2 separate regions of the Homo sapiens genome follow, and region 2 is linked to region 1. A link is a contact called in ENCODE Hi-C or POLR2A ChIA-PET data. All regions are on one chromosome and are shown on one strand. Each heading gives the region's core, a stretch centred on a gene start or an enhancer-like site at or near the end of the contact. The rest is flanking DNA. Distances are from core to core; before and after follow the strand shown. Region 1 has its middle 30 kb from the start of PARP1. Region 2 has its middle 52 kb from the start of STUM.

Region 1 (5,981 bases), core at 521-3,020:
ATGCCTGACTGGATCTGTGCTTTTGTAAGTGAAGTCTAATGGGACAGTGGAGCATATGAGGGGTCTTGGTGCCTGGGCCTCACAACCGTTGCCTCTGGCCTGTGGGTTCTTAGCCTCACTGTTCTCAGCCCATCCCAAGATCGCAGCCACCAGCCTTCCCAGCAGGAGTCTGGGCCCAGGCAGGAAGAGCCAGTGTCTGGCATGGGTACCCCATGGTGTCTTAGAGCGGGCCATGGTGGCAGCTGGCCAGCCTACCACCCCTGGCCCCAGGTACTGATGTGTTCTGGTGTGCAGATCTACACATCCTAGGGGTCTCCTCTCTGCCAGGTTGGAGCAATGGGTCAGTGGGAGAGGCATATGCCTGCCTGGACTTCCCCAGACCTGGCTTCCTGACCTCTAGGAGGTTACAACTGACGTAAATGGAGAGGAAGGAAGCTGGCATTGATTGAACGCACACTCCTCTCTAAGACTCATTTGCTTTTCGCTGATATATCCTAGTGCCTAGGACATTGGCATGTGGGCAGTGCTCAAAAACACTCAGGGAAGGAATGAATACATGGAGAAACTCTTTGAGGTCGATTTATATTTCTTCCATTTTACAGATTAGAAATTAAGGGTTAAGGAGGCTAAACAACCTGCTGGAGGTCTAAAATCAGTAAATGACAGAAATAAGATTTAAATGCAGGTCAGAATTCCAAAGCCTTTGCCCTTTCTGTGTCACAAGTCTAAAGACATGGCTTAAGCACACTGGCTGCTGGGCCAGGATTTGACCAATGATGCCAGTACTGACCCACCAACTGTCCAATCGCCACCAAGTCAGAGCTTCTCCTGGGAGTGGTTTCCTGGTTGTCCCTGGATGTCCAAGGAGGAGAGGGATTCTGAGCCCAGTAAGAGATTTGTGATTCGGATTTTCACTGGTTCTGCTCTTCGTGGACCATGTCTCAGTCCAAGGAAAAGAGAGGACTAAAGAGATATATTCATGAAAATCCTCTAATTCAACTGACTCAATTAGGACTTTCCAATTGCTCAAATTGAAAATCTCAACCCAAAATGAGCTAAAACTATTTAATCTTATTTCATGTAACGGAAAAGTCCAAGCCTGGGTAACAGAACTTGACCCCATCTCTACTAAAAAAAAAAACCAAAAAAAAATTATCTGGGCACGGCAGCATGCGCCTGTAGTCCCAGCTACTCAGGAGGCTGAGGCAGGAGGATCACTTGAGCCCAGGAGGTTGATGTTGCAGTGAGCCATGATTGTGCCACCTCACTCCAGCCTGGGTGACAGAACAAGACCCTGTCTCAAAAAAAAAAAAAAAAAAGAAAAAAGAAAAGAGGAAATTCCAGAGCTAATCAGACTCCAGGTGAGTTGATTCCAGGGCTCACCAAGGACCCAGGCTCTTGCCATCTCTTAATGTTTCATCCTCAGTGTTGGCAGCTGCAGATGTGACATCTAGAGGAAGTTATTGGGACTGGGCTAGACTATTCATCTGGGGCGGAATGGATGTTGAGGATCAACTACAACGTCACCACATCATCAGTGCACAAGCAGCCCTGCTTTAGGACCTCACTGGAAAACATCCCAGGAAGAAACTGTCCATCCTACATTGCCACAGACCACTGCCCAGCCCAGGCAGCCCGAGGGGTCTAGCATATCAGTCACACCAGTGGTGGCAGTACTGGTTGTACCAGCAGAGCTAACTGGGTGCTGGTGGTGCTTGATCCCAGAGGAAGCTGCAGTGTACCTTCACAAGGCTCGGTAGTCAGCCAAGGTCCCAACAGCAGCCATCACCAAAGGAGGCTGCACCTGGACAGCAGCAGTAGGAGGAAGAGTGGTAGCTGGCACATGACACCCAGGACTTATTTGTTAACACATCTGAGACGCCCCTGGGGAACTGCAGAAATAATTGAAGTTCCTGCAGGTGGCTGGCATCCAAGCATAACAGATGGGGCAAGGTGAGCTAGCGAAGCTTGGCTTTTCTTGCTAAAGGAACTCTGTCAGCCCCGGACACTGGTTATGTGTACAATGCCTGAGAGAGCTGGGTGAGAGAGCCTCCAGCGTAAGGCTCCCGTCAGCTCTGCCCCCTCCCTGGGTGGGAGTTATCACAGCTTGGACACAATTCCAGGGGAAACCCGGGCCAAACTCTTCTCTTTGAGTGTGCCAATGGTCACGTAATGTTAATGCTGGTTGTTCCTGGGTGGTGTGATTAGATTACTTTCTTTCTTTTCCTTTTCCTTCCCTTTTTTCCTCATTGATTTTTCCCTTTCCTCCCTTCCCCTTCTTTTCTTGCTTTCTTTCTTTTTTTTTTTTTTTTGGTAATTTTCTGTACTACTAAATTAAAAAATGTTTTATTAACCTTTTCTGAATAGATGCTACATCTCATGGTTCAAAACTAAAAAAATACATTTAGAAAGTAATCAATGAATCAGAAGCCACATGTAGGGCTTGTAAATGAAACCAACAAGCAAACAAACAGTGAAGAATCTTCTTTATATCTCTATCTGCCCAGTTTCCCTTCAGCCCTCCTCTTTTCCATTATATTCTTTGGTTTATCCTATAATAACATGTGTATGCTTGCAGAGTTTCTTTATGCATATACAAACAGGTGAAAATATATTTTTATTTTCTCCCCCTTTTTTGCACATATATACTGCTGTATACCTTACCTTTTTCACCTAACAACATACCTTGGAGATCTTTATCAGTACATAAAAAATCCTCACTTTCTTGTATAGCTGCCCTTTGTGATAGGGCATGATAATACCACAATTTTTAAAAATCGTCTGCTATTGATGGGCCTTCAGTTTGTTTTCAAACTTTTGCTAATCCAAATGATGTTGCATCAAAAAAACTTGTGCATACATTATTTTGCATATATGTAAGTATTCCTGTGGGATAAACTCCCAAAAGTGTAACTGCTAAGTCAAAGGGAGTACGTGGTTGTGATATTGACTGATTTGGCAAATTGCCCTCTGTAAGTGTTGCATTAATTTATACCACCACCAGGAGTATCTAAGAGTGTCTTTTCCCCACAGCTTTGCCAACAGAGAGTGTTATCAAATTTTTGGAATTTTGTCAGTCTGATAGGTGAAGGTTATCTCGGTGTGGTTTTAAAATCATCCTTATTGGGCTATGATTTTAATACAACAGAATGGACTCATTTTAGTCATACAGTTCAAAGAGTTTTGAATCAATCAAGGTATAGAACGTTTCCATCACCCCAAAAGATTGACTTGTGCCCCTGCCCAATCAACACCCTTCCCATCCTGTCGGGAGAAACCACTACTGTGATTTTTATCACTATAAGTCAGTTTTGCTTTTGGCTCTCTCAGCTCTTTTGGCTCTCTGAGCAGCACCATGGCAGTTGGCAAGAATAAGCACCTTAAGAAAGGTGGCAAACAGGGGGCCAGGAAGAAAGTGGTTGATCCATTTTCTAAGAAAGATTGGTATGATGTGAAAGCACCTGCTATGTTCACAAGAAATATTGGAGAGATGCTAGTCACCAGGACTGAAGGAACCCAAATGTATCAGATGGCCTCAAGGGTTGTGTGTTTGAAGTGAGTCTTGCTGATTTGCAGAATGATGATGTTGTATTTAGAAAATTCAAGCTGATTACTGAAGATGTTCAGGGCAAAAACTGCCTGACTAACTTCCATGGCATGGATCTGACCTGTGACAAAATGTGCTCCATGGTCAAAAAATGGCAGACAATGATTGAAGCTCCTGTCAATGTCAAGACTACCAACGGTTACGTGCTTCGTCTGTTCTGTGTTGGTTTTGCTAAGAAACACAACAATCCGATATGGAAGACCTCTTATGCTCAGCATCAACAAGTCCGCCAAATCCGGAAGAAGATTTTGGAAATCATGACCTGAGAGGCGCAGACAAATGACCTGAAAGAAGTGGTCAATAAATTGATTGCAGACAGCATTGGAAAAGACATAAAAAGGCTTGCCAATCTGTTTGTCCTCTCCATGATGTCTTCATTAGCAAAGTAAAAATGCTGAAGAAGCCCAAGTCTGAACTGGGAAAACTCATGGAGCTTCATGGTGAAGGTAGCAGTTCTGGAAAAGCCACTGGGGACGAGACAGGTGCTAAAGTTGAACGAGCTGATGGATATGAACCACGGTCCTTGAATCTGTTTGAAGTTAGGACTTACAATAGTGGCAAATAAAAAAGTCTTATTTGTGAAAGAAAATTAGTTTTGCCTGTTTCAGAATTCACAGAAATGGAATCAAATAATGTGTACTCTTTTCTGACCAGCTTCTTTTGCTCAGCATGTTTTTGAGATTCACCCATGATGTTGCATTCCTTTTTATTGCAGAGTAGTATTCCATTGAATATTCAAATATACCACACCTTTTGGGTTTGTTTTTCATTCATATGTTGATGTTCATTTTTTCCTATAAACTTTATAATCAGTTTGTCTGGTTAAAAAAATGGTGTTTGTAATAGACTGCATCCCCTTTATCAAGTAAATTATGGAGAACTGAAGTTTTTATTATGTTGAGTCTTCCTCTCCAAAAACATGGTATATTTATTCCCTTTGTTCCAGCCTTCCTTTATGTTCCTCAGTGTGTTTTAAAGCTTTACCCAATTCTGGTTATAGTCATTCCTAATTGTTAGCAGGTGGCAGGTTTGGCTTTTTTCCCCAATTTTCCTTGCTTAAATTTAGAAAAAAAATTGAATATGTATACTTTTATTTTTTATTTTATTGTATTGTATTTTTTGAGATGGAGTCTTGCTCTTTCTCTCAGGCTGGAGTGCAGTGACGTGATCTCAGCTCACTGCAACTTCCATCTCCTGGGTTCAGGTGACTCTCCTGCCTCAGCCTCCCAAGTAGCTGGGGCTGCAGGAGCACACCACCATGCCCAGATAATTTTTGTATTTTTACAAAAATACAAATTTGATGGATATATAATTTCCAGCTTGGGACTATTATGGATAAAGCAGTTATGAACAATAATGTACAAATATTTTTGTGTTTATATGCTTTCATGTGTCTTCAGTAATTTCCAAGAAGTGAAATTTCTGAGTAATATGATACAATGTATGTTTAACTTGGTAAGAAACTAGCCATCTGCTTTCCAAAGTGGTTGTACCATTTTATCCTCCCATCAGCAAAGTACAAAAGTTCAATAGTCACATATCCTTATCAATACTTGATATTGTTATTATTTTATATTTTGGTCATTGTAGAAGATATGTGGTGGTATCTAATCATAGATTTAATGTGCATTTCCATGATGATTAATGATGTTGAACATATTTTCAAGTACTTATTGGCTATTCCTAATCTTTGGTTTGTTTGTTTGTTTGTTTTCTTTATGAGACAAGGTCTCTCTTCCAGGCTGGAGTGCAGAGACTGGTGCAATCATAGCTCACTGCAGCCTGGAACTTCTGGGCTCAAATGATCTTCCCACCTCGGCCTCCCAAGTAGCTAGAACTACAGGTGACTGCCACCATGCCTGACTAGTTTTTTAATTTTTTGTAGAGACAGGGTCTTGCTACATTGCCCAGGCTGGTCTCGGACTCTTGGCCTCAAGTGATTCTCCCATCTTAACCTCCCGAAGTGCTGGGGTTACAGACGTGAGCCACTGCACCCAGCTCTCTTCTTAATCTTTTGCGGAGTGTCTTGTCAAATCTCTTCCCCATTTTGTATTGAGTTATTTGTCTTTTTAATACTGGGTTATTGGAGTTCCTTATATAACTCTCAGTGAAGTTTTAATTTGCCTTCTTTTGTGATGTATGACATTGAGCATCTTTTCACATGCCTAAGAGCCGTTTGTATTTTCCTTCCTGTGAACTGTCTATTCATATCCTTTGCCTCTATTTCTATTGAGTTGTTAGTCTTTGTCTTACTGATTTCTAGAAAGTCTTTATACATTAGAAAGGTTAACCCTTTGTCTGAGATAGGAATTGCAATTATTTTCCCCAGTTGCTTGTTCACTTTTGACTTAGCTTATTGATGCTCTTTGCCATG
Region 2 (5,974 bases), core at 771-3,270, 59 kb after region 1:
TGGGGCTAACCATGCGTCCCACGCAGCCTTAGTTTATCCGCCTTGTGTGATTTCCCTTTGACTTCCTAGAACCTGCGTGATTTGCCTGACTCCCTCTGGAGACACTGTGTTGCCTTTGGGCAAGGCTCTTTTAACGGAGGCAGTGTGCTAGATTGCCTGCTATTATAGCCCGTGCTAAAGCACTTACTCTTAAAACAGTTCTGGTTAACTTCCGAACTTAAAATTCCCTTACTAATTAAGTACTCTCTTAATCGGAGACAAAATAGATGCCTTAAAAGAACGTAGGAATCAAATGGCCGTTTTCCCACTGATGGGACAATACGGGGACTAAAATCTGGCTGCCAAACACATTTTACTCCTAACTGTTAAAAGCAGAAACTTCCCGTTCTCAGAAGAGGCCTAGATCCTGATTTAAGCACTAGGTGGCTTAAAAATACCATGTGCTTGCCAGAGAAACCGTAGAGAGAGTTATTGAGTTACTGCCTGCTGTGATTCGCGATCTTTTCTAACAGACCTATTTCCCTGAACTGTAAAGATTCCTGCGCATTAGACATACAGAGAGAGAGAGTAAGAGACCGTGGATAAAAAGAGAAAGAAAGTTTGGTGACAGGGTAGCTGGCAGAGAGCCTTGAGATTAAAGGAGAGATTTAACGTTGAAATCTGCTCCATATTCACCAGTCTGATGACTGAATTTCCTTTCCCAGCCAATGCACCAAAATCATACCGCTCCGATGAGTGGAGGAACACCAGGCCTCTTGTCTCACATTGAATTGGAAAAAACGACACGGACACACATGGAGTGGTTTTAAGGAGTGGAGAGTTTAATAGGCAAGAAAGATGGGAGAAGGCAGAAGATAGAAGCTCCCTCATACACAGACAGAGGGAGGGGGGCTCCAAAGCAGAGAGAACCCCCCCGAATTTGCTCTTTCTTTTCATTTCTTTCTTTTCTTTTTTTTTCTTTTTTTGAGACATAGTCTCACTCTATTGCCCAGGCTGGAGTGCAATGGCACGATTCCGGTTCACTGCAACCTCCGCCTCCCAGATTCAAGTGATTCTCCTGGCTTAGCTTCCTAAGTAGCTGGAATTACAGGCATGCACCACCACGCCCGGCTAATTTTTGTATTTTTAGTAGAGACGGGGTTTTGCCATGTTGGCCAGGTTGGTCTCGAACTCCTGACTTCATGATTTGCCTGCCTCAGCCTCCCAAAGTGCTGGGATTACAGGCGTGAGCCACGGCGCCCAGCCCCTATGTGCTCTTTCTAAGTGGAGGGGAAGGGAAGGGAAGGAAGAGAAGTATACGATGGTCAAGAACTCAGGTGCTGGGGTCAGACTATTCTGAGTTTGACAACTGGCTGTGTCACAAGCTGCGTGACCTTGGGAATGCTGCTGAACCCCTCTGAGCCTTGGTTTTCCCATCTGAAATGTGGCGCTGATAATGCTTCTTTCACTGGGGGCCTATAAGGGTTCAGCTGTTCAAAGTCTGTAAAACACCTGGCCTAAAGGATGCCCTTAATTAATGGTAACTAATAATATTGTAATTAGTTTGACTCTGATGGCCCAACCTGACTGTTGTTTTTTTTTTTCCCTCACCTACCTGACCATGCTCATATTCAGCCCCAGCTCCTCCTGGGACTTACCCTATGCCACACATTGTGCTAGACACAGATTGGGAAATGAATACCACCAGCTACACGCTAAGTGCTACCTAGAGCTTAAATAAATGCACAAGGTATTTGTAGATTACCACCCCTTCTCCCCCTCACATACCAACACCTCATCTGTCTTACATGCAGACACTCCTAACTATAATGACCCATTTCCTATATTTCCATAGAGAACCCAAGAGAAAGGAGGGCCTGTGCCACACCAGGCCTGTGTCCACACGAAGGCAAGGTGCTGCTGGCACAGGGAGGGGGCCTTTCGGACAGAGGCAGCAAACAGTGTGGGGTGGGACAGCAGGGTTCCCTGAGCCAGGACCTGGAACAGGCCTCCCAGTGACCAGGGCGGGGCAGGATCCAGTCCAGACAGGGAGGATGGGAGGGCAGTCTCTCTGGGCCCTGGGCGCCAGGTGCTTACTTGTAGTTTCTTTCTCAAGGTGAGTCAGACATTTACTGCACTGAACAGGGCTTGTTTCAAATGGGCCACCTATGTTAGAGTAGATATGCTTTATTTAAGAGTTCTTCAAATATATGTAGCTTAATAGACTATCCAGCTAATCTGAGTTTCCATCAAACTACCTATCTTGTGTTGAATCAGAGATCATGTCTCAAATCTGGTCTCCCAGCTAAAACTGACAGCATACGATCTGCCAAGCCTGGAAGAAGAAGGAATAGAAACCTTATTACTGGCATCATTGTTTGCACTTATAAACCCAATGCTATGAATAGGAATGGTGAAGAGAAGAGTCCTCACGCTTTTGAAATGGAGATAATTGATTGATTTTCTAATATTGATCATTTGCAAAACAATACGCATATATACTGCCCGAGACCGATGCCACAAGTCAACATGATAGTCGGCCACATCGCTTTAGAGACACCCCTCATCCTGCCCAGTACTGTTCCCTGTACCTGCACATTTGCCGTGCCCTTGGTGTGACGCACCTGCAGGAAGGCGAGCAAGACAGTGCAGATGCACAGAGCCCATATGTTTCTCACATTAGCAACACAAAGAGGTGAGGCTGCATTTCCTACTTGTCAAGCACTCAAGCTTAATTGGGCCAGAAATACTCTCTGGTTCCTGCTTCTGCAAGACAGATCTTGGCTGTCACTAAGCATCTGTGGTACCCGGAAGGGACAAATGGAGTTCTGTGGGCTGGAGGCTTTGAGAAAGAGCAGATTTTTTCCTCCATGCCAATTATGTGTGTGGGATTTGGTTTTCTTTGTGTGTCCCAACCTTTGGCCCCAGGGCTGACATTCTGAGCATGCCTGTGTCCCCGGCACTCTGCTCCCACCACGATGCACAGGAGGCCAGCTGAATCCCTGGCACTGCAGGTGTCAGAGCAAGAGTGTTCCAAGCAGGGAGGCGGGGAAGCTTCCAGAGGCAAGGGAGGTGGAACCTGAAGGGGTGAAGAGCATGGATGGAAGGGAAGAAGGGAGGGCAGGCAGGGGAGCTGTGGGAGCAAAGACAGGGTGGTAGCACACTAGTGCATTCACTTGTTCAATAGTATTTATTGAGCACTTACTGTGTGCAGCAGCGATCAAGGCAGACCCTGTTCCTGCTGTCAGGGAGAGAGAGGCAGACAACAAGCAAATGACCAGGTTTGATAATATCTGCAGTGAAATGTGCTCTGAAGAGAAACGGTGCAAGGTAAAGGGTAAGGAAGGGAACAGGGGGTTGGTTTGGATGGGGCAGGTGGGGCAGAGTGAACCAGACCAGCAGGGCATTTGGAGGACCAGGCAAGGGAGTGGTTGGCGAGATGCGGGCTTGGGGACCTTGATGTAGGCTAAAGAGTTTTGGTGGAACCTGATGGGCAGTCATCCTTGATGGTACCCACAGGAGTGGGGAGGGGAACTGCTAGATGTTTGGGCTAAGCCCTCTGCTCTGTGAAGGAATTCATTACCTTCTCCACGCAAATCCTTCAAGCCAGTGCGGAGGTGTCAGTATGTGGGAGCAACCAGTGATCCCACCACCATTTAACAGAGATGGGAACCAAGCCCAGAGCAGGGATGTGACTCACCCAAGGTCACTCACCCAGAGTGGAGGCAGGAACTCAGGTATCCTGACAGAGTTTTCTCTGCCCAGGGAGTGGGAGGGAAGGGTAGTGCTGGCCTGGCTGGCCTTGCTTGAGAAGGTAGAAGGTGAGGAGAATGGGCCGGCCCTGGAGCCTCCCATGGAGGCATGGTGTGGCATTGCCACCTGACCAGAAAGCAGAGGTGCTGCCCTGGTTCCCTCCCCACCTCCCATTGCCTTCCTCTATTGTTGCCTCTCTCTTTTCTCCAAAGCTCTTCCTGTATTTTCCATGCAGGGCAATACAGGTGTGATGCAGGAGCTCAGACACAGGACTGGGCTCCCTAGGCCGCCTCTGATGGAAACTCCAAGATTCTATGACTTCCCTGAGAGCTCGTCTGCCAGGAAATGCCAGCCTCAGCCTAGGGCAAGGAGGAGACTGACCCTGGGGGGGCAAGTCTGCGGGCCCCGCATGCATCGGTGCTGCAAGGGGCACTCCTGAGGCCAGAGGTTGTGCATTTTCCAGGCTGGTGGGTGATTTGACTTTCTCTGCTCATTGAGCCAAGGCCCGGCTCTGGTGGCAACTGCCCGCGTCATGAAGGGCCTACTCATTTCATCACAGGCCCGAGCCAGGCCAACACTGGCATTGTAGCTGCCTGCCAGAGTGATCCTTCAATCCACATGAAAGCCTGAAAGCCTCTCCTTAGAGACATTAATTAGCCCCCAATTAACGCTGGGCAGAAGCTCACCCGGATAGAGAGCAGGATCAGCTCCAGCTCTGGAGGCTGCCGCCCATTTATCTGCAAATTGCCCAGCAAACCATGAAGAGGCTTTGGTCCTTTCTTATCAAAGCAATGAAACAGCTCAATGTGGAAATTACAGGGTCTTTGGAGGTTTGCTGATTTCCTTGGCCTGTCATTGAGGACTGTCCCCAGTCCGGCATCCCCAGCTGTGTCTCTGGCTCTCTCCCACTCCTCACCATGGCCTAATTGCAGTGCCCAGAAAACTCACTCAAGAGCATCTTGGCTCTGATCTGCAGCTTTGGAACGCTCAAGAGAGTGCCTCCATCAATGGGATGCCAAGGTTTCCCTAAGACGTTTTCTCAGCAGGCTGTGCCAGGGTTTCTGAGGTGTGTGATGTTGTTATGGTGACCCCTCCATCCCTCTGTCCCCAAGAAGAGGACCTTATTGTTCAGGCAGCGGGGGTTTGAGTGGGGGTTGGGGGAAGAGCAAAGAGAGGCAGGAGGGGAAAGCTGGATGTGGTTCAGTGAGTGTGGGTGTCATGCCACAGGCAGCTCCCAGACACCCACACCTACTGCCCGAGCACTTCAAGGATGAAATGGTGTGTAAGGCATGCGCCTGGTCCTAAGGCTCACAGCAGAGGATGGCAGCCAGCCCTTCACACCACAGGCAGAGAACCACAGCCGAGCCGCAGGCTGCCTCTGCCCCAGGAGGAAAGCTGGACATTGGCCAGATCACTTAGCCCTCCTTTTCTTTATTTCAGCCCCAGGCACGCGCTCTTAGGAGGCCAGTATCCCAGGGTCTGTCCAGGGAAGAGGAGCAGGGGCAAGGGGCCCTCCGCATCATGGGCAGATGGTGCGAGCTGATGGGTGTCTCATGCATTCCGCCCCAGCAAACCCCAGACCAGGAAGATTCTCTTGAGTAGGGCAGGGCAGGGCAGGCGTATCTTTTTATTTTATTATTTTTTTTAAATTATACTTTAAGTTCTAGGGTACATGTGCACAACGTGCAGGTTTGTTACATGTGTATTCATGTGCCATGTTGGTGTGCTGCATGCATTAACTGGTCATTTACATTAGGTATTTCTCCTAATGCTATCCCTCCCCGCTCCCCCTACCCCACGACAGGCCCCGGTGTGTGATGTTCCCCACCCTGTGTCCAAGTGTTCTCATTGTTCAATTCCCACCTATGAGTGAGAACATGCGGTGTTTGGTTTTCTGTCCCTGCGATAGATTGCTCAGAATGATGGTTTCCAGCTTCATCCATGTCCCTACAAAGGACATGAACTCATCTTTTTTTATGGCTGCATAGTATTCCATGGTGTATATGTGCCACATTTTCTTAATCCAGTATATCATTGATGGACATTTGTGTTGGTTCCAAGTCTTTGCTATTGTGAATAGAATAGTGCCGCAATAAACATACGTGTGCATGTGTCTTTATTGTACCATGATTTATAATCCTTTGGGTATATAACCAGTAATGAGATCACTGTGTCAAATGGTATTTCTAGTTCTAGATCCTTGAGGAATCGCCACACTGTCTCCCACAATGGTTGAAGTAGT

Evidence for each region. A loop is a pair of places that touch in the nucleus more often than their neighbours do. ChIA-PET counts read pairs that join two places held with the same protein, here RNA polymerase II (POLR2A). Pooled maps may share reads with other maps.
Region 2: a map of HL-60/S4 shows a loop between it and region 1 (3-fold over the local background). The contact joins two enhancer-like sites. A Hi-C loop is called at or near these places in 3 of 168 maps with a recorded cell type or tissue (Caco-2, GM13977 and HL-60/S4) and 4 of 50 pooled maps. POLR2A ChIA-PET finds 5 or more read pairs at or near these places in 3 of 52 experiments (A549, OCI-LY7 and RWPE1).

The regions. Positions count from the first base shown.
Region 1 is chr1:226,435,206-226,441,186 of GRCh38, forward strand. It overlaps the pseudogene RPS3AP7. Among named protein-coding and RNA genes, the nearest start is that of PARP1, 30 kb to the left of the region's middle. Within about 2 kb of position 1,771, at least 3 of the 41 ENCODE cell types and tissues checked have a DNase peak (open chromatin) inside an H3K27ac peak, as active enhancers do.
Region 2 is chr1:226,493,876-226,499,849 of GRCh38, forward strand. No RefSeq gene overlaps it. Among named protein-coding and RNA genes, the nearest start is that of STUM, 52 kb to the right of the region's middle. RefSeq lists a silencer at 3,716-3,893. Within about 2 kb of position 2,021, at least 3 of the 41 ENCODE cell types and tissues checked have a DNase peak (open chromatin) inside an H3K27ac peak, as active enhancers do.